Linked DNA regions of Homo sapiens: region 1 is linked to region 2. Evidence: read pairs that join two places in POLR2A ChIA-PET (ENCODE). Cell type or tissue: HCT116. All regions are shown on one strand. Each heading gives the region's core, and the rest is flanking DNA. Links, peaks and the distances in the headings are about the cores only. Region 1 overlaps LOC105371520 (a long non-coding RNA gene). Region 2 holds the start of GUCY2D (guanylate cyclase 2D, retinal).

Region 1 (10,428 bases), core at 969-8,968, 180 kb before region 2:
TGCGGGGTCGTATCTGCGCTCGCCGAGCCAGCCCTGTAGGACGAGCCGGGCGAGTGGCACCCCAGGGCAGTGACTATGGGATCCAGGCTTAGCGGTCTGTCCCTCCCGGCCCCCGGCGTCCTGCCAACGCCCAGATAGAGGGTCCCGAGCTGATCGCCAGGGGATCCCAAAGCTTACAGCCCAGTGGGGACGGACCTGCCTAGAAACGGATGGAAGGATGGGAACCAGACGGAACGTGACAGAGCAGTGCCAGAGCCTAGGGCACCTGAAGTGGTAAGAGATTTGCTCCCCCAGCAGCAGGTCTCCTCCCCGGTTGCACTTTTGTAATTGCCTGCGGAGACTTCGAATGTACCCACGCACAACCCCCGGGTTCGGAGATTCTGATTTAAACGGCCCAGGGAAGAGCTCTGAGATCGGTATGTAAAACTTTTGAAAAATATCGGTATTTCAACTGTTGGAGGGCAGATAAATTTTGTCTATATTTTGATGAGTTTTGACAAATACATACACCTGCGCAAATCACAACTCTTTAAAAGCATATAGGACATTTCCCTCTCTCAAGGTTCTTGCATGTCTGTCCCTTCTCTACGGATCCCCACTCCTCCCTTGCCAGAGGCAATCTCTGTTCTAATTTTAACCACCACAAACATCAGTATTTCTTTTTTTTTTTTTTTTTTTTTTTTTTTTTTGAGACGGAGTTTCGCTCTTGTTGCCCAGGCTGGAGTGCAATGGCGCGATCTCGGCTCACCGCAACCTCCGCCTCCCGAGTTCAAGAGATTCTCCTGCCTCAGCCTCCCGAGTAGCTGGGATTACAGGCATGCGCCACCATGCCCGGCTAATTTTGTATGTTTAGTAGAAACAGGGTTTCTACATGTTGGTCAGGCTGGTCTCGAACTCCCGACGTCAGGTGATCCGCCCGCCTCGGCCTCCCAAAGTGCTGGGATTACAGGCGTGAGCCACCATGCCCGGCCAACATAAGTTTTTTGTTGTTGTTTTTCTGTTTTTGTTTTGTTTTGTTTTGTTTTGTTTTTTTGAGACGGAGTCTCACTCTGTCGTCCAGGCTGGAGTGCGGCGGCGCGACCTTGGCTCACTGCAACCTCCGCCTCCCGGATTCAAGCAAGTCTGCCTCAGCCTCCCGAGTAGCTGGGATTACAGCGCCCACCACCGCGCCCAGCTATAATTTTTGTATTTTTGGTGGTGACAGGGTTTCACCATGTTGGCCAGGCTGGTCTTCAACTCCTGATCTCGTGATCCGCCCTCCTCGGCCCCGCAAAGTGCTGGGATTACAGGCGTGAACCACCGCGCCCGGCTGTTTCTAGAAGAATGAAAGGAGTTCAATAGGCCGAGATGGCACAAGAGGTCCTGCCTGTATCTCATTCCTTTCCATCCAAGCCAAATTTCTACACAGTGGCTCTCTCGAAAGTTATCAGGGACCACAGAGATGTCAAAGCCAACAGGCTTTCTCAGGCCTGGCCTTAACCGACTCCAGGCAACATCTTCTCCATGAGCCTCATTTCCCATGGTTGTCTTGACACTAGTCTGCTGGCCCTTCCTAACTGGCTCCCCGCTCCAGTCTCTTTTTCTTTTTTCTTTTATAAATTTTTTTGAAACGGAGTCTCACTCTGTCGCCCAGGCTGGAGTGCTGTGTGGCGCGTTCTCGCTCGCCGCAACCTCTGCCTCCCGGGTTCAAGCGATTTTCCTTCCTCAACCTCCCGAGTAGCTGGGATTACAGGCGTGGTGCCGGTTAATTTAATTTTTTTTTTTTAAAGTAGAGACCGGGATTCACCATGTTGGAGAGGCTGGTCTCGAATTGCTGACCTCAGATGATCCACCCGCCTCGAGCTCCCAAAGGGCTGGGATTACAGGCGTGAGCCACCGCGCCCAGCTCCAATCTCTTTTTCTGTTCTCCCTGTAAATCCTGGTTTTCCTCGGGTGAGGTTTTCTCTCCTCATGCTACACATGTTCTACGGATTCAGCTATTTCCTGCTTGCTAAGGGCTCCTGAATCTCGCTCCCACCTCTGGACTCAGATGTGTAGTGCCTGCTGATACCTTCACTTGACCCTGCCATACTTCCTTCCAGTCTTTCTGCACTCCCAGAGAGTGGCCAGGCCCAGGCTGGGGGATGCATCCTTGATTCTTCCCTCCCCCTACCGTCTTACTTCCAGTCACCACATCCTGTCAATTCCATTTCCTCAATAATCCCCCTGTCAACCATCCTTCCCCATCCCACTGACAACCCCTCAGCCTCTCTTGCTGGATTGTTGTAGCAGGCTCCTCTCTAATCTCCCTGCCACCCGAATAGTCAGATAATCGTCTTTTTCTTTTTTTTTTTTTTTTTTTTGAGATGGAGTCTGGCTCTGTCTGGAAGAAGAGGAGGAGGAGGAGGAGACGGAGCCGGGCATGGTGGCTCACGCCTGTAATCCCAGCACTTTGGGAGGCCGAGGCGGGTGGATCACCTGACGTCGGGAGTTCTAGACCAGCCTGACCAACATGTAGAAACCCTGTTTCTACTAAACATACAAAATTAGCCGGGTGTGGTGGCGCATGCCTGTAATTCCAGCTACTCGGGAGGCTGAGGCAGGAGAATCTCTTGAACTCGGGAGGCGGAGGTTGCGGTGAGCCGAGATCGCGCCATTGCACTCCAGCCTGGGCAACAAGAGCGAAACTCCGTCTCAAAAAAAAAGAAAGAAAGCAAGCTTAGGCACCAACCAGAAGAAGCTCCCACCGACCAAAATTGGGACAATTTGAACATCAAAAAGAATAACTGCAATGGATTGAAATACACAAAAGATGTTAAAATGTACAAGTTCATAATGATATTAAAAACAACTAATTACTTTTTCAAGATGCTAGAGAACCAACTCATTTTTCTGAAAACTGGTAAATCATAAGAAAAAACCCACACATTTATCCTGCCTTTCCTGTATGACCTGTATCTCATGGTAAACAAATTGATGATGGCAAGTTCTTACTGCAGAATGACAGAATTAGGACATCCCAATTTTGCAACTCCTAATGAAATAATAGAGCTAGGCAGTGATGATCAACTAAACCATTAGGTGAAAAACGGACGGGGAATTTTATAATTGTTGCCTAGTCTGACTACACCTGAACCCAATGCTCAGCCTAAACACTAGAAAAACAGGGAAAAGCAGGCGTCCTGATGCAATGGAATCAGGAGAACAAACCGTCACTCATGATGTGTTTTTACCAGAAAACTGAACGTGAGACTAACCAACCACTGGATCTAAGAACCAGTTTACAGGACATGCAGGGCATGGAGGAACATGTTAAATCACATCACAAGAATAAGGCCCAGAAATGGCTCAATGCCTTCAACTGATAAATTGCAAGAAAAGAAAAGAAGGAGAAAGGAGGTGAGGGGGTAGAGAGGAGGCAGGACCCAAGATGAGCGAGACATGACAACCAGGTGCAATGTGTGGACTTTATTTGGACCCAGATTCAAACAAACTGTAAAAGAAAAAAGAAGTGTGTAGGAGACACTTGGGCAATTTGAACTGTTTGATGACGTCTAGGATTTGCTTCAAAATAACCTGGTGTGTGCCATGAGGGAGGGTATACCTGAAACAAAGTTGGCCATGTGTTGATAATTGTTGAAGCAGAATAGAAGTGTTCATTATCTCCCCTCCCCTCGGCTCCCCCATCCTTCCCTCTCCCCACTCCCTCACCTTTCCCCCTCCCCTCCCCTCCCCTCTTTTTGAAGGAGTCTTGCCCTGTCACCCAGGTTGCAGTGCAATGGCACGATCTCAGCTCACTGCAACCTCCACCTCTCAGGTTCAAATGATTCTGCTGCCTCAGCCTCCCGATTAGCTGGGATTACAGGCACCTGCCACCATGCAGCTAATATTTGTATTTTTAGTAGTGACTGGGTTTCACCATGTTGGCCAGGGTCTCGAACTCCTGACCTCGTGATCTGCCCACCTCGGCCTCCCAAAGTGCTGGGATTACAGGCATGAGCCACCGCACCCGGCTATTTTCTTTATTTTGTCATGTTTGAATTTGTCCATGATAAAAAAACGATTTTTAACTCCTTTTATTAAGAGTTCAAATCTTAGTACTTGTGGGTCCCAGTCCTGGAGTGAGTAGTCACTTGGGGGGACACCTCATCACCAGCAGTACCTCCTATGGCCACTGGCTGGCTCTAAATATCGGTTTTGTGAGCAGGCAGAAATAGCGTCTCTATAGGGCAGGCTTCTGTGAACCAAGGTCATGGAAAATGACAGGAAAGGCTACTCACTGTTTATCAGTTCAGGACATGAAATGTGACTACCCCGTTGTTACTTATATAGTAAGTCCCCTATGCAGAAGGCCTATTTTTTTTTTTTTTTTTTTTGAGACGGAGTCTCGCTCTGTCGCCAGGTTGGAGTGCAGTGGCTCGATCTCGGCTCACTGCAACCTCCGCCTCCCAGGTTCAAGCGATTCTCCTGGCTCAGCCTCCCAAGTAGCTGGGACTACAGGTGCACACCACCATGCCTGGGTAATTTTTGTATTTTTAGTAGAGATGGGGTTTCACCATTTTGGCCAGGATGGTCTCAATCTCTTGACCTCATGATCTGCCTGCCTCGGTCTCCCAAAGTGCTGGGATTACAGGCGTGAGCCACTGCGCCTGGCCCAGAAGGCCTATTATAAGCAGAATGCCCCAGACCTCCAGCTGTCAGAGCCCCCATAATCTAACAGCCATCCTGACCCTCCCTTTTTCCCACTCACCCACAGCACCAAGTCCAGACTTCCTTTATCTTCTAAATATCTTTTGATACCCTCCACCTCCTTTGTCCAAGCCTCATCCTGTCTCTTCTGGATAATTATTAGCCTTCTGTTTAAAATCTGCTTAAAAGAAAGAAAAAAAATGGAAGAAGAATATAAATAAAAATAAAATTTGCTTAAAATCCATTATCCATGTTGCAACTAGAGTCATCATCTAGAACACCAACCTGACCATGTCCCTCCCTGTAGCTGCAAGGCCTGGCTTCATCTGGCCCCTGTTTACCTAACGAACCTCACACTGAACTTTTCTTCCCCTTCCATCACTAGGTTTCTGAAATGCTGCCTTCCTTACTGTTCAACAAACACACTTGGCTTGTTCTCACCATCTTTGCACTTGCTATGTCCTCTGTCTGGAATGCTCTTTCCCTAGATGTTCATGTAGCTGACTCTTTCACTTCCTTCTATTCAGAGACCTTGGAAAACCTTGCAAAAGCAGGTCCTGGATTTTCCTCACTTTTGGCCTATGACAACTTCTTTCATCTGTGAACAGTTATATTTGATGAATCTCTCACTGGGGGAGCTCACCTCTGAAGGTCTAGGTCGAAAATGCATGTAAGTTGCAGACAGAGGGAAGAAAAGCATGGAGAGTTCGTCAGTCTTTTTTTTTTTTTTTTTTTTTTTTTGAGACAGGTCTCACTCCTGGCACTCAGGCTGCAGTGCAGTGGTGTGATCATGGCTCACTGCAGCCTCCACTTCCTGGGTGCAGGTGAACCTCCCACCTCAGCCTCCCAAGCAGCTGGAACTACAGGTGTGCACCACTATGTTTGGCTAATTTTTTGTATTGTTTTGTAGAGACGGGGTTTTGCCATGTCGCCCAGGCTGAACCTTCAGTCTTTTTATCTTGTCTCCTAAGAACGTTTGAATGCTTGCTATGCTGTAATTTCTGCATTGGAGAATACAGGAAGCTCATCTCTCATTGTAAATTAGGTGTCATTACTATCACTCATTTTAGGAATCAAATGCAATGGGGGTCATTTCAAAGGAGAAAACTTAATGGGTTTCCTTGTCCATCCTGAGAGCAGGGAGGTTTGAAACTATCTTCAGAACTTTGAAGGGGTCCAACAGTTAAGAAAAGAACTGGCCGGGCGTGGCGGCTCACGCCTGTAATCCCAGCGCTTTGGGAGGCCGAGGCGGGTGGATCACCTGAAGTCAGGAGTCAGAAGTTCGAGAACAGCCGGGCCAACATGGTGAAACCCCGTCTCTACTAAAAATACAAAAATTAGCTGGGCATGGTCGCGGGTACCTGTAATCTCAGCTACTAGGGAGGCTGAGGCAGGAGCATCACCCCAACCCACAAGGCGGCAGTTGCAGTGAGCCGAGATTATGCCATTGCACTCCAGCCTGGGCGACAAAGGTGAAAACTCTGTCTCAAAAAAAAAAAAAAAAAAAAAAAAGGGAGGGGGGTGCCGGGTACGGTGGCTCACGCCTGTAATCCCAACACTTTGGGTGCCGGGAGACTGAGGCGGGCAGATCACGAGGTCAAGAGATGGAGACCATCCTGGCCAACACGGTGAAACGCGGTCTCTATTAAAAATACAAAAATTAGCTGGGCATGGTGGCGTGCGTCTGTAGTCCCAGCTATTCCGGAGGCTGAGACAGCAGGATCACCTGAGCCAGGGAGGTCGAGGGTCACTGTAGTCATGATCATACCCCTGCACTCCATCCTGAGTGACAGAGCAAGACCCTGCCTAAAAAAAACAAAGAGAGACTTTGTTGAACCTCCTTTAAAAAAATAATAATAATAATAATAGTAACTCCTCAGTAAAGTTTAGAAAATCACAAGCTTTTATTTCATGGGGATAAAAGCAAGTTTTGGTGATTACATTGTCTCCAATATGAAGAAAAGGCTGTGCTGTCTTTTAAAGAGATGGTTTATATGAAAATGTCATTACATAGTTTCAATATATAGGAGTTCAACATTTTAGGGACCCTCAATCCTATAAATCATTCCATTTTTTTTCCAATTTCTTGTCTTAATAATACAATATAAGACTCCGAAAACATTAATGTTTATTGTTTAAAACTTTTTTTTTAAGACGGAATCTCATTCTGTCACCCAGAGTGGAGTGCAGTGGTGTGATCTCAGCTCACTGCAATCTCCACCTCGTGGGTTCAAGAGATTCTCCTGCCTCAGCCTCCCGAGTAGCTGGGACTACAGGAGCGTGCCACGATGCCTGGCTAATTTTTGTATTTTTAGTAGAGACGGGGTTTCTCCATGTTGGCCAGGCTGGCCTTGAACTCCTGACCTCAGATGATCCACCCGCCTCGGCTTCCCAAAGTGCTGGGATTACAGGCGTGAGCCACCGCGCCCGGCCTAAAACTTTATTAAAAAGATATCTATGTATGTATATATGTGTGTGTGTGTGTATATATATATATATATATATATATTTTTTTTTTTTTTTTTTTTGAGTTGGAGTCTTGCTCTGTTGTCCAGGCTGGAGTGCAGTGGCGCAATCTCGGCTCATTGTAACATCCGCCTCCCGGGTTCAAGCGATTCTCCTGCCCCAGCCTCCCGAGTAGCTGGGAATACAGGTGTGTGCCACCATGCCCGGCTAATTTTTTTTTTTTTTTTTTTTTTTGTATTTTTAAATAGAGACGGGGTTTCATCATGTTTGTCAGGCTGGTCTCAAACTCCTGACCTCAGGGGATCCGCCCGCTTCGGCCTCCCAAAGTTCTGGGATTACAAGCGTAAGCCACCATTCCCGGCCTTTATTATTGTTTTAACAGAGAGAGGTGTCTCACTATGTTGCTCAGACTGGCTTCAAAGTCTTGGGTTCAAGGAATACTTCGCCTTGGCCTCCCAAAGTGCTGGGATTACAGGCATGGGCTTTTGCTTCTGGTCCCAGAGTGCATTTTCTTTTTATTTCTTTTCTTTTTTTTTGAGACGAAGTCTTGGTCTGTTTCCCAGGCGGGAGTGCAGTGGCACGATCTTGGATCACTGCAACCTCTGCCTCCCGGGTTCAAGCACTTCTCCTCCCTCAGCCTCTGGAATAGCTGGGATTAGAGGCGGGCGCCACCACACCTGGCTAACTTTTTAACTTTTTTTTTTTTTTTTTTTTCAGTAGAGATGAGGTTTCACCATGTTGGCCAGGCCGGTCTGAAACTCCTGACCTCAGGTGATCTCCCTGCCTCGGTCTCCCAAAGTGCTGGGATTACATGCCTGAGCCACCGCTCCCGGCCAATTTTTGGCCAAAGTTTCTAAAATAAAGTTTAAGGTTAAATGTCCGGCTGGGCGCGGTGGCTCATGCCTGTAATCCCAGCACTTTGCAAGGCCGAGGCTGGCGGATCACGAGGGCAGGAGATCGAGACCATCCTGGCTAACACAGTGAAACTCCGTCTCTCCTAAAAACACAAAAAATTAGCCGGGCATGGTGGCGAGCGCCTGTAGTCCCAGCTACTCAGGAGGCTGAGACGGGAGAATGGCGTGAACCCGGGAGGCCGAGCTTGCAGTGAGCCGAAATTGCGCCACTGCACTCCAGCCTGGGAGACAGAGCGAGACTCCGTCTCAGAAAAAGTAAATAAATAAAATAAAACAAAATAAATGCTCTATTTTAATAGAATTATAAATGCCCTATTTTTATAGAATTATAATTCTAGCGTTTCTTTTTTTTTTGGAGACGGAGTTGCGCTCTTGTTGCAGAGGCTGGAGTGCAATGGCGCGATCTCGGCTCACTGCAACCTCCACCTCCTGGGTTCAAGCGATTCCCATGCCTCAGCCTCCCGAATAGCTGGGATTACAGGCACGCGCCACCACGCCCGGCTAATTTTGTATTTTTAGTGGAGACAGGGTTTCAGCATGTTGGTCAGTCTGGTCTCGAGCTCCTGACCTCAGGTGATCCGCCCTCCTAGGCCTCCTAAAGCGCTGGGATTACAGGTGTGAGCCACAGTGCACAGCCCGCTTTTCCCTGTTTGTAGCGCCTATTATCTTACGGATTTATTTGTTTGCATGTCTGTTGTTGATCTCCCTGACTAGAATACCCTTACTAGGTAATCAATAAACATATACAAATATTTGTTGAAGGAATGAGAAATGCCTCTTGGGCTTGTAGTTTAGGCTGGCTAAAAGCACTGAGATGGGGAGTGGGGAGTAGGAAGAGATTGTTCTCCTGGGAGATGGGCCGGGAGGTTCCTTGAGGATGGGACTTGACTCAGCAATTAAAGAACTTTCAGATCTGCAGGGACCTGCGCTGAGGCCCAAAGGTCATGAGGTCGCCGATGATAAGAGCTTCTTGGACTGTAGCTGGGCAATGTCGGAGGCCCAGCACCTCCAAGGGACAAAGAAATCTGAGTTGAGTTTCCCTTCCAGCCGGCTCCAAGCCTCCCAGAGACGCAGGGACTGTCCCATTCCCTTCGTCCACTCCCACTCTTTCCAGCCACCTTGCTCTGCTCTTATCCCCATGCTAGTTTAAGGACGCTGGCCATTTTTTGCACTCTGCAAATCCCTCACCAAACTGAGCAAAGTAGTCTGAAAGAAATCAGTCTTCCTCAAGGAAGGTTCAGGCCTGGGGTCCTCAGACAACCAGGGGCTCCGTGACAATCTGTGACTGCAGAGCAGTCCAGGAACACCGGCCTCTCCAGGTTCGGGTCCCTTGTTTCTCAGGCCCAGCTTGGTGGGAAGCTAAAGGCATGCAGAGGAGGGGAAGGGGAGCGGGTCTGAGTCTTCGGCATGGCGGGGAACTCAGCCCGGCGTGGTGGTGGCAGCGGTCTCAAGTGATCCACAACTGGGCAGCGTAGCTGGGGCTGGGGGCCGCTCCCGGCGTGGGCAACAGCAGAAGCATTGGTGTCCCCAAGCTAGGCCAGGGTGGGTTTCCGTTCATCCGCCCTGCGTGGGCAGATCGGGCGCTGCGGGGCTGTGCCACCTCGCACCCTCTGAGGAACAAAGGGCCTGGCTGCGCGCGGGTACCCAGCCGTTAGGTTAGAAGCGCCTTCGGGTACCCCTGACCTTCGCTGGCCCTGAGAGACCCGCAGCAGCCGGAGAATGTACTGCTCGCGAGGATTTCCGAGAACGCGGCGCCGAGCCCGCGTACACGGTTACCAAGGCAACTGGGCGGTGCCTGAGCGGGCGGGAAGGAGGCGTTCGTCTAGATTTGTCGGCTTGCGGGGAGACTTCAGGAGTCGCTGTCTCTGAACTTCCAGCCTCAGAGACCGCCGCCCTTGTCCCCGAGGGCCATGGGCCGGGTCTCAGGGCTTGTGCCCTCTCGCTTCCTGACGCTCCTGGCGCATCTGGTGGTCGTCATCACCTTATTCTGGTCCCGGGTAAGACCCACGGCTGCACTCAATCCGTCCCCATTCCCATCTCTGAGTGGTCCTAGTCCTACCCTGCCCCCTCCCAGTGTCTTACCCTCTTGGGTTTTCTTGTTTCCCGCCGCCCCCAGGCCTGCCCTGCAGCCTGCCCCTTTTTCACTTCTCTTCCTGTGCCCTGCTCCCAGGACAGCAACATACAGGCCTGCCTGCCTCTCACGTTCACCCCCGAGGAGTATGACAAGCAGGACATTCAGTGAGCTCTTGGGACGGGGTGGCCAGAACGAAGAGGTGGTGGGAGTGGAGGGGTCTTAGAATAAGTCCAAAGGCCTGGGCCAGTCCACTTCCTCTCTGCAGGCTGGTGGCCGCGCTCTCTGTCACCCTGGGCCTCTTTGCAG
Region 2 (10,387 bases), core at 1-8,000:
GCGGGGGAGGGATAACGTTGGCTCAGGGGAGGGGTCCTGGAGGGCAGCCATCCCCAAAGCACACATCCCCTGGGACTCTACCAGCCCACCAGAACACCCTCACCCCAAGAAAAATCTCCTCCTCTACTCCTGAGTGAACCCAGCCTGCTGTTTTTGCTGCAGACTTCCATTTCTGGCACAAGCTCACTTCCTACTTACCTCATTCCACTACTCACCTCACATAATGGGCCAGGAAGGCCCCAGCCAGCCCCATCCCAACCACCAGGAGGAAGCCAAGAAAGACGAGGCCCGGCTCCAGTCCTGAAGGGACAGTGACAGGAGGTATACTGAGGAGCGATGCCAGGGGAGGCCTCTTCTCTAGGGAGGCATGCCACATGCTGGCCCCTCCAGGAAAGGGGGATGGGGGCCCAGAGAGGCTCTAGGGGTAGGTCATAGTTCCTCAAAGGGGAGAGGCTGGGAATGATAGAAAATTTCCAAGAGGGCTTTGGAGCTCAGCAAGAGAGGGGTCCTGTGCAAGCCAGAGGCTGGGAGAGGGCCTAGAAGGGCATCGAAGACGGATTACAGGATAGGAGTCCACTCTCTTTCATCACTTTGTGGATGGTCCATGGCGATTGTCTCAGTGGGGACTGGGGTGCTCGCCCTCACCTCCACCGCAGATGTTGTTTGGATCGAACCAGCACGAGGGGTCAGGTCCGGGTGCTGATCCCCCACGCGGGAAGTGCATCCGGGTACCGGCGGAGAGGAAGGAGCCCCGGGCAGGATCCAGCATGTATGTGGCAAAAAGCCGGTCTCCCGCCGCGTCCGTGTCTAGCAGCACGAATGGGGGCTCCTCGTCTCCTCCTAGGTCCCCGCAGAAGCCAGGGACCTGCGCATCCCGGATGTGGCGGGCCACAGCTGCTCCGGACACCCATCTGCCACCTGCGGCAGCCCGCGCTTCTGCCACGCCCCTTGCCAGCAAGAAGACCGCGTCATAGATGGTGCCAAAGAGTGGGGAGACCTGGAGAAGGAGAGTAGGGGCTCAGAGGTCGGGGTCACAGCCCACAGACAGACCAGATTCTTTCACTGCCTGTCAAGCCCAGGGTATCCACTGTTGCCACCTTCCAGTTAGTTGTTCCCAGGATCCCTCCCCATTGGCTATCTCTTCCTCCCTCCCCATTGGCTCTCTTCCTCCCTCCCCATTGGCTCTCTCTTCCTCCCTCCCCACTGGCTCTCTCTTCCTCCCTCTCCTATTGGCTGTCACACCTGCTCTCCCCACTAACTGGTTCCTCTTTTCAGGACTCAGCCTCCTCTCTGACCATTGGTTGATTCTAATTCTCCATCACCTGTAGGTCCTCTCTTCTTCCTGTTGGTTGCCCAGCATATAGTTTTAACCTCATCACCTACCATTCACCTAAAAGCCTTCTCACCTATCTTTTGGTTGGCTTCTATTTTCTGTTGTTCCTTAAAAAAACAAACAAACAAACAAAAAAACTAAACAAAAAACAAACAAAAAACCTTCTCTATTGTTACCACCCGATCTTATCAGGCTTCTCTATTATTCCCAGTTGCCATCTCTCAGAGAGCCAGGCACTGTGCAGAGCACTAAAGATGTATCAGTGTACAAGACAGACCCCGTCTCAAGGAACCTTTCTTCTTGCCAAAGAGACAGGGGTGTTCAGGCAGTGCAATGAGTAAAAGTAGGGGAAACTGAGGGAGCTGCAGAGACAGGAATGGGTGTCCCCACCCTAGGCTGTGGACAGAGAAGGAGCTGTTAGAAGTGACCATCCTTCAGGGGATGAGTCAGAATTATCCAGGGGAGGCAGGGACAAGAGAGAGGAAACAGCACACTCAGAAGCTCAGAGGCAAAAGAGAAGGACACATTCCAAGAACCCAGAGTAGCTTGGTCTGGCTGAAGTTCATGGGAGGTGGAAGAGAGAGAAAGACAGGTGACCTGGTAAGCCATGTGGAGAGGCCTGCATCTATCCAGGGCAACAGAAGCCACTGTGAGGCTTTGAACAGGGGCATGACAGGGTGAGATCTGTCAGATTTCTGAAGCTTGATCTGGAGAAAGGTGTTGGGCAGGTGAGTGTTGAAGCAGAGACCATCTGAGAGATTATGTTTTGGGATTTGGGCTGGGGGTGCTGTGGCCTGAATCAGGGCAGTGACAGTAAAGATGGAGAAAGCGGATGAATTCGAATGATCTTTAGGAAGTAACAGTAACAGGGCTTGATGCCTGGAAGTGGGGGCGAAGAATTCAAGGAATCAAGGGTGACTCACACGCTCAGAGGCTTGCGCAGTTTGGGCAGTGGAGAGGACTGCTGTGGTACTTACTGAGAGCTGAAGGGCTTTTCTCTCTCTACTTTCTCAACCTCCCTCTCTCCACTGACCGACCCTCCCTCCATCCCATCTCATTATGATTCCTATCTTGTATTCTCTTCTGACTATTCCCATCACTGCACCCCTCCCCCCTCCATTGGACACCTCCAATCCTCTTGGAAGAATCTAGGGGCATCGATGGGAAATTGCAACCCCTACGACCCTTCTCTCATGCAGCCGCCTGTGAGTTGGACCTTTGTGGTGGTTAATTCACTGCCCGTTGACATCTAAATTCCCTTCTCATAGTGGTTTCTAGTCCCCCTTTGTGGCGGGAGTAAAGTTAGATGATCTGAACTGGGATTCTGGGGACTTGGGGATCCCTAGGTATTAGCTGGATGTTGGAAATACACTATGGATCTGGTTAGGATTGCCCCTGAATCCACCCAGGGAACTTTCTGCTTCTTGCAAGGTGTCTAGGCCCTTGAAAAGCTAAGACCACCAGATGAGGCCCCAGAGGAAATACCTCTGAACTAGGGATGAAGGTTGGATTGGCATCCTCCCTCCTTCCTGCTTTCAAGAACACCAAGTATTTATTTTAGACAGCTGGGAGTATGTGGTGGTGGAAACGGGTTTACTTTGAAGCCAATTGCAAAAGGTTTTGCAGTTTACAGTTCATTAGAGTTTACTGCTTGATGTTGGACTTGAGAGGTCGAATTGCCTACTCTCTAGAGGCAATCCTCGTACACTAAGAGACCCCAAGTGGGGCCAGAGCCTCTACATTACCCAGGAAACTCCAAACAGCTAGAGCTGCCAGTGGTTCTTTCTCCATTGGCTGCATCCTCCTCTCCCTGCTTTGGCTGTCCTCTCCCCTCTCCCTTGCCTTCTTCCCTCCTCCCGGGACCGTCTACCTGCTGCAGATTGAGGTCAGAGGGCAGCTCGCGGCGCTCTTGAGCCCTGCGCAGGCTGTCCAGCACGCTGCCTTCAGAGGGACAGTGGCGCGTGAGGGTGAGCACGGCATCGTGGGCCCTGCGAAGCTGGGAGCTGTTGGCGAGTGCGGCCAAGGCCTCCGGGCCTGGGGACAAGGCGTAGTGGATCGTGTCGAAGGGCAGGAAGACCAGGGAGCCATCGGTCAGGCCCAGCTCCTCTGCGGCCTCCAGGAGGTAGCGCTGCTCCTCGCCACCCAGCAGCACCGAGTGCATCACCATGATCACTGCTGCGGACAGAGGCTTGGCTCGCGGCGCCGTCCGGCTGCCGGCAGGACCAGCCGACCTCCTCGCACCCTGCAAGGGAGCCTACCTGTGACCCTGGGCCCGTCCCGAACCTTCCTCAGGGCCTCCCGGGCTCCAGACAGGTCCAAGGGCTCCATGGAAGTCACGGAGGCGACAGGCAGGCCCCGGGCCCTGAGTGCCGTGGACAGTGAGCGTCCCGCCTCCACCCACAGGTCCTGGGGGGCGGTGACCAGGGCCACGCGCGCCCAGCCGAATGCGCGAAGCAGGGCGTAGAGGGCATCCGCGGCGGGGGTCACGGCAGGGGCCGTGGTGCCCTCCGCCTGCGTCCAGGGGCAGCCCCAGGGCACCAGCGCGATCCCGGCTTCTTCGGCGAGCAGCTCGGCTGGCCGGCAGGCCGCAGGGTTCACCGGACCCACGAGGCCCGACACGCGGGCCAGCGCGGAGGACACGGCCCCCAGCGAGCCCGGCGTCCGGCAAGGCTCGGGCAGCAGCGCTACCTCGAAGCGGGGACCGCCTGCCAGGCCGGGGTCGCGGTTCAGGCGGGCGGCGGCCAGGCGGGCGGCCAGGTCCGGGCGAGCCCGAGAGAAGATGGGGTCGCAAGCCCAGGGGCCCAGGACCCCCACCGTGAACACGGCGGAGAGGGCGGGGGGCTGCAGCAGAAGCAGGAGCAGCAGGAGCGGGAGCCGGGGCAGGGCCCGGGGGAGGCGGGGCAGGGACGGAGCCCACCACGCGGGACCGCAGAGCCCGGGGTCCGGAAGCCCACCCGCTCGGCGGGCGCAGGCGGTCATTGCCGGCTTCTGCGAACACAGACGGAGCAGGCTGAGCGACTGAGACCCCGGCCTCCCCTAGGGTTCTCCCCGTAACCCCGAGTTTCTCCAAGCCCGAGTAACCCATGGGATGATTCTGCTGCTACCGCCCCCTCCGGAGGCTGGGAAGACTAACTGGGGCCAAGGACACCGCCCCGAAGCCCCCTTCTGCCGCCCCGGCTTCCCGCTCCCACCCGGCCTGCCCCTCCCCCCGTCGGAGGCGTCAGGGGTCAGCAGGGACTCGCCTGCGCCCTCAGACCGACCCTATCCCAGCGGAGGGGCCTCTGACATTTACAGGGAAGTCCGGGGGCTCGGGCCCACGGCCCCCGGTGAGGGGTCACAGGGCCGGTCCCCCTTTTGACGCCCGCCCACAGGTCTTCCTTGCCAGCCCAGGCCAGGGCGGGGGCGTGGGTACAGCCGGCCAGAGCCCTTAATCTCCCCAAGCTGATTAGGGTCCTTAATTAGGTAGGGAGGGGCGGGCTAGTGGAGGATGAGAGCCCCTACTGCGCCTTTCTGGGGTGGGATCTGTCCTGGCTTCCAGGTAGTCAGCCAGATCCTTTCCCCTCCATGCCTTCCAGCCCCCCACATCACCCTCATCACCACCACCCCTGCACAAAAGCAGCCGCAGCTTCCCCTTTCAGCCGTCGGCCACACTGCCCTGCTCAGCCAGAAAGTAACAAGTGCCTGCCCGTGGACAGCTGTGGGTAATCCGTCCTGGAGAAGAAACACTGATCCCAGTCCCTTTCCTTACAATCTTCTGTTTCCAGTTCTGCCAGCTAAGTTCAAGCTCCATCCTTTGGCTGGCAAAGTCTATATCCCAGAGACCAAACCCACACCAAGCTGACACCTGCCTTTCTTCTTTCACTTCTCTTCTCTCTCTCGCCACACTTGATTCCCTGACCTCTGCTTCTCCATGCCTAGAAAACCACCCTCAGGAAGTAATGAAAAGAGCTTTGGCCTCCGACAGACCTGGGTTCCAAGTCCCTCTTGCTGATTTTTGGACCTTGGGCAATTGCTTAATCTGAGGGTTGTTGTGAAAATGAATATAATTGCCCGGATGGCAAGAATAGCTAACAATTTTAGAGAAGAGTATAATGGAAGATGCCCTATAAGATATACAAATTTATTATAAAGCAATAGCAATTATGTATTTATGTAAATATATAATATATAAAACATAGCAATTATATATCTACATAAATATATAATATATAAAACATAGCAATTATATATTTATATAATTATATGATATATAAAACAGCAATTATATAAATATATACTATAAAGCTATAGCAATTATATATTATATATTTATATAAATCCACATTATGTAGTGACAGCAATTATATATTTATATAAATATATATTATAAAGCTATGGCAATAAAGACTTCATAGTTTTGGCACAAGGATAAACAAATGGACCAATGAAATAGAATATACAGTACTGAAACAAACACAGCAAATGTGTGAAGACGTGGACATTTCTTACCAACTGGGAAAGAATAAACTTCAACAAATGGAGCTGATTAGCCATCTGGGGGGAAAATAGAATTCAATCCCTATCTCACACCATACACAAAATCTATTCCAGGTCAAAGACCTATATGTGAAAAATAAAACTTAAAAACTTTTAAATGAATCATTTTCAGACTTGGTGGCAAAGATTGGATCAGGTAAGAATCATCAGTGGATTCTAAAGCTGGGGGAAATGTTGGATGAGGAGCAGAACTTTTGCAGGGTCTGAAAGTATCTCCCTCCAGATTGCCATGAGTTGGAAGGGAGTGGGGAATAAAATAAAAAGCAGTCATTGTACAGTGGAGAAATGGGGCAATACTTTAAGCAAGTGATCAAAATTAACCATGAGGGGCAGAGAGACATTCTTTGCCTCCAGATGTGATACCCTGAGAAGGACATAATACTACACCTATGCAGTGCTGCACAATACGTCTCGGCAATGTTCCAGCATTATTTCAAATCTAATCACAAGGAAACATAAGATAAACACTAAATGAGAAACGTTCTATTTAAAAAGGTGGGGAGGACTGCATTCTTCAAAAATGTCAATGTCATAGAAGGCAAATAGAGGTTGAGGAACTGTTTCAGATTAAAGAAACCTAAAAAGACATGACAATTATATGCAACACCTGCCCTTAGTTTGGATTCTGTATCATTGGATTTTTTTAAAGTGCTATAAGGTTATAGGGCTTGAGGCCGGGCACCGTGGCTCACGCCTATAATCCCAGCACTTTGGGAGGCCGAGGCAGGCGGATCACTTGAGGTCAGGAGTTTGAGACCAGCCTGGCCAACATGGTGAAGTCCCGTCTCTACTAAAAATACAAAAATTAGCCGCGGGTGGTGGAGTGCACCTGTAATCCCAGCTGCTCAGGAGGCTGAGGCAAGAGAATCACCTGAACCTGGGAAGCAGAGTTTGCAGTGAGCCAATATCGCGCCACTGCACTCCAGCCTAAGCAACAAAGTGAGACTCCATCTCAAAAAACAAAAAAAGAAAAGAAAAATGGTTATAGGGCGGCATGGGGTTATAAAAATGCTATAAAGAACATCAACATTAACAAAAAAATTGGCAATTGACAAAATTGGAATATCACAGGAGATTCAAAAGAGTATAAAGTTATAAAGTTAATAATGGTAGTGTAGTTATGTTAGACTATCCCTGTTCATAGGAAATACACACTGAAGTATTTAATGGTAAAGCATCATGTATATAACTGACCCTCAAGCAGTCCAGAAAAAATATATATTAGATATGATATATGGTATGTTTTATATATTATCTATTTCAAATGATAAACAAATAGGGTAAAATGCTAACAATAGGTGAATCTGGGTAAACAGCCTGTGAGTGTTCTTTGCATATTTTTTATTTTTGCAACATTTTTTAAGTTTGAAATTATTTCCAAATAAAGTTAATTAAAAATTTTAGATTATAGAATTCAAAGAAAGTAGATCTGCTCTGAAGAACAAAGAAAAAAAATAAGAAAATAGAAAAATTTAAAAAGAGCAGAAATTTTTAAGAGAAAAAAAGACATAGATTGAAAAGACATCTTTATCAATTCAGGGTAGGAATGGATTTATTAAGCAAGACACATAGGCTGGGCATGGTGGCTCATGCCTGTAATCCCAGCACTTTGGGAGGCAGAGGCTGGCGGATCATATATATATATGGCAAAATATTAACATCTGTTAGTTTTTGGTGGTAAACAATCGCTATATGTAGGGATTTTCTGTATGCTTGAAATGTTTTCTAATTTAAATTAAAAAAAATTTGTCAACAAAAATTTAGATGTCTGACCTGTAGCAGACTTCCAAAATCCAGTAGACATCAATATTCGTTTCTACAGTGCTGTGCTTCTTACCTTCCATAAGAGTTACCTCCCCACATCTCCTGTCTTCTGACTCAACATCTCTACATGAAATTGTGGAAACTCCAGCCAACTCTTTCATTTCACACATGATGAGAATGAGGTCCAGAGACCAATTTGGTTAAATTGACAATCTCCCAATTTTCCTCTAGGGTCCATGGACAGATGGGTAATATAGATGAAGATGAAGGGGGGATTTTTAAAATCTTTTTGTCATAAAATATACCTAACATAAAATTTACCATTTTAACTTTTTTTTTTTTTTTTTTTTTGAGACAGAGTCTCACTCAGCTGCCCAGGATGGAGTGCAGTGGTGTGATCTTGGCTCACTGCAACCTCCGCCCCCCGGGTTCAAGCGATTCTCCTGCCTCAGCCTCCCGAGTAGCTGGGATTACAGGCACCCGCCACCACGCCCAGCTAATTTTTGTATTTTTAGTGGAGACGGGGTTTCACCTTGTTGGCCAGAATGGTCTCGATCTCTTGACCTCGTGATCCGCCTGCCTCAGCCTCCCAAAGTGCTGGGATTACAGGGGTGAGCCACCGCGCCCAGTCTCCCCACTTTAACATTTTTAAAGTGTACAATTCAGTGGTGTTAAGTAAATTCATATTGTTGTGCAACCATCACCACTGTCCATCTCCAGAACTTTTCCATCTTACCCAATTGAAACTCTGTGCCCATTAAATACTAGCTCCCCATTTCCCCTCCCTCCAGCCCCCAGAAACCACTGTTCTTATTTTTTTTTCCTTTTTATTTTTTAGAGACCGGGTCTTGCACTGTTGCCCAGGCTGGAGTACAATGGCACGATCTCAGCTCACTATAGCCTCAACCTCCTGGGCTCACACAATCCTCCCACCTCAGCCTCCCAAGCAGCTGGGATCACAGGCATGTGCCACTATGCCTGGCTAATTTTTTGAAATTTGGCAGAGATGAGGGTCTCACTATGTTGCCTAGGCTGGTCTCCAACTCCTGGGCTCAAGTAATCCTCCCACCTCAGCCTCCCAATGTGCTGGGATTACAGGTGTGAGCCATTGCCCCCGGCCCATCATTCTTTCTGTCTCTATGAATTTGACTACTTTAGCTACCTCACATAAGTAGAATCATAGAGTATTTGTCCTTTTGTGTCTGTTTATTTCACTTAGCATGATGTTTTCAAGGTTTATCCTATGCTGTAACGTATCAGAGGTTCATTCCTTTTTTTTTTTTTTTTTTTTTTTTTTGAGACAGAGTTTCACTCTGTCACCCCAGGCTGGAGTGCAGTGGGGCAATCTCGGTTCACTGCAACCTCAGCCTCCTGGGTTCAAAGCAATTTGCGTGCCGCAGCCTCCCGAGTAGCTGGGACTACAGACGTGCATCACCATGCCTGGCTAATTTTTGTATTTTTAGTAGAAACGGGGTTTCACCATGTTGGCCAGGCCGGTCTCAAACCCCTGACCTCAGGTGATCCTCTTGCCTTGGCCTCCGAAAGTGCTGGGATTACAGGTGTGAGCCACCAAGCCCCACCTCACTCCTTTTTAAGGTTAAATAATATTCCATTGTATGTACAGTATATACCACATTTTATTTACCCATTCATTCTTCTGTGGACACTTGGCTTGCTTCCACCTCTTGGTCTCTGAGTCCCTTCCTTCAGTTGTTTTGGGTATACACCTAGAAGTGGGATTGCTGGATCATATAATTCTTTTTTCAAATAAATATTTAATTTTATTTAATTTTATTTTTTGTGGCAGGGTTTCACTCTGTCACCCAGGCTGGAAGGCAGTGGCTTGACCTCTGCTCACTGCAGCCTCCGTCTTCCAGGTCCAAGTGATTCTCCTGCCTCAGCCTCCCGAGTAGCTGGGACTACAGGCAGGCGCCACCACACCAGGCTAATTTTTGTATTTTTGGTAGAGACGGGGTTTCACCATGTTGGCCAGGCTGGTCTCGAACTCCTGACCTCAAGCAATCCACCCACCTTGGCCTCCCAAAGTGCTGAGATTACAGGTGTGAGCCACCGTGCCTGGCCTGGATCATATAATTCTATGCTTGATTGTTTCAGGAACTGACACACTGTTTTCTGCAGAGCCTGTACCATTTTATACTCAAGGAGTGGACTATTTTAAATCCATTCTAGTCCTCACGCCAAGGTTGCACAGCCAGCCTCCTGCCACCACACTGCTTCTCACTTCCAGTGGCCCACACCAGAGCTTGTTTGTTGCTTACTGCTAAATTTCGATTCCATCTGAAAGGTACTGAAACAAAACATGCCCTCTTACATAAAGGGCGGCGCCAAATCTTAAAGTAGCAGCTGGCTGGAGTTACCAGAGGACAGAATTATATTTAAATCCAACTCCTGTACTATAAATAGCCTCAGCTGCAGGTGGCGCTCCCTCTCTGGAAGGTCTTGGTTTTGCTCTGTCTAGAGGCAAAGGGTATAAAGCTCTTTCTTCTGAGATTTTTAGTCCCTTCCCTGCCCCCCATAAAGTCACGAAATTTGGAGGAGTTGACAGAAGGAATTAGAAGTTTCTGTTTGTGGAATCACTGCAGCAGTAGATAAGGAAAAACTATTCCTTGAAGCAAAACAACTTTTGAAACCAATTTGGCCTGAATCTCACAGAAGGAAACAAGTCCTGGGGGTCTGGTCAAAAAAACAAAACAAAACAAAAAAAACAAAAAAACTTCAAGTTAGAAACACTGA

The links. Peaks named below come from ENCODE experiments on the same cell type or tissue, not always from the same donor. Only the 100,000 strongest peaks of a DNase experiment are listed, where the experiment ranks them.
Region 1: POLR2A ChIA-PET joins it to region 2 with 10 read pairs; 3 of 35 experiments call an interaction of 5 or more read pairs at or near these places.

The regions. Positions count from the first base shown.
Region 1 is chr17:8,175,817-8,186,244 of GRCh38, reverse strand. It overlaps LOC105371520 (a long non-coding RNA gene), which reads right to left. Exons shown (of 4, transcript NR_188261.1): 3 at 4,730-4,846; 4 at 3,433-3,583. TMEM107 (transmembrane protein 107) reads left to right here and starts at 9,865. Exons shown (of 5, transcript NM_183065.4): 1 at 9,865-10,045; 2 at 10,219-10,286; 3 at 10,388-10,428. The coding sequence starts at 9,959. RefSeq lists enhancers at 9,568-9,687, 9,103-9,714, 9,868-9,917, 9,988-10,077, 10,238-10,287 and 3 more. In HCT116, for the core only: a CTCF peak has its summit at 4,146; a DNase peak (open chromatin) is centred at 4,184; H3K27ac peaks cover 582 bases.
Region 2 is chr17:7,996,973-8,007,359 of GRCh38, reverse strand. It overlaps GUCY2D (guanylate cyclase 2D, retinal), which reads right to left and starts at 4,745. Exons shown (of 20, transcript NM_000180.4): 1 at 4,626-4,745; 2 at 3,592-4,321; 3 at 3,204-3,508; 4 at 646-997; 5 at 216-300. The coding sequence starts at 4,312. In HCT116, for the core only: no CTCF peak of the experiment used is centred there; no DNase peak of the experiment used is centred there; H3K27ac peaks cover 424 bases.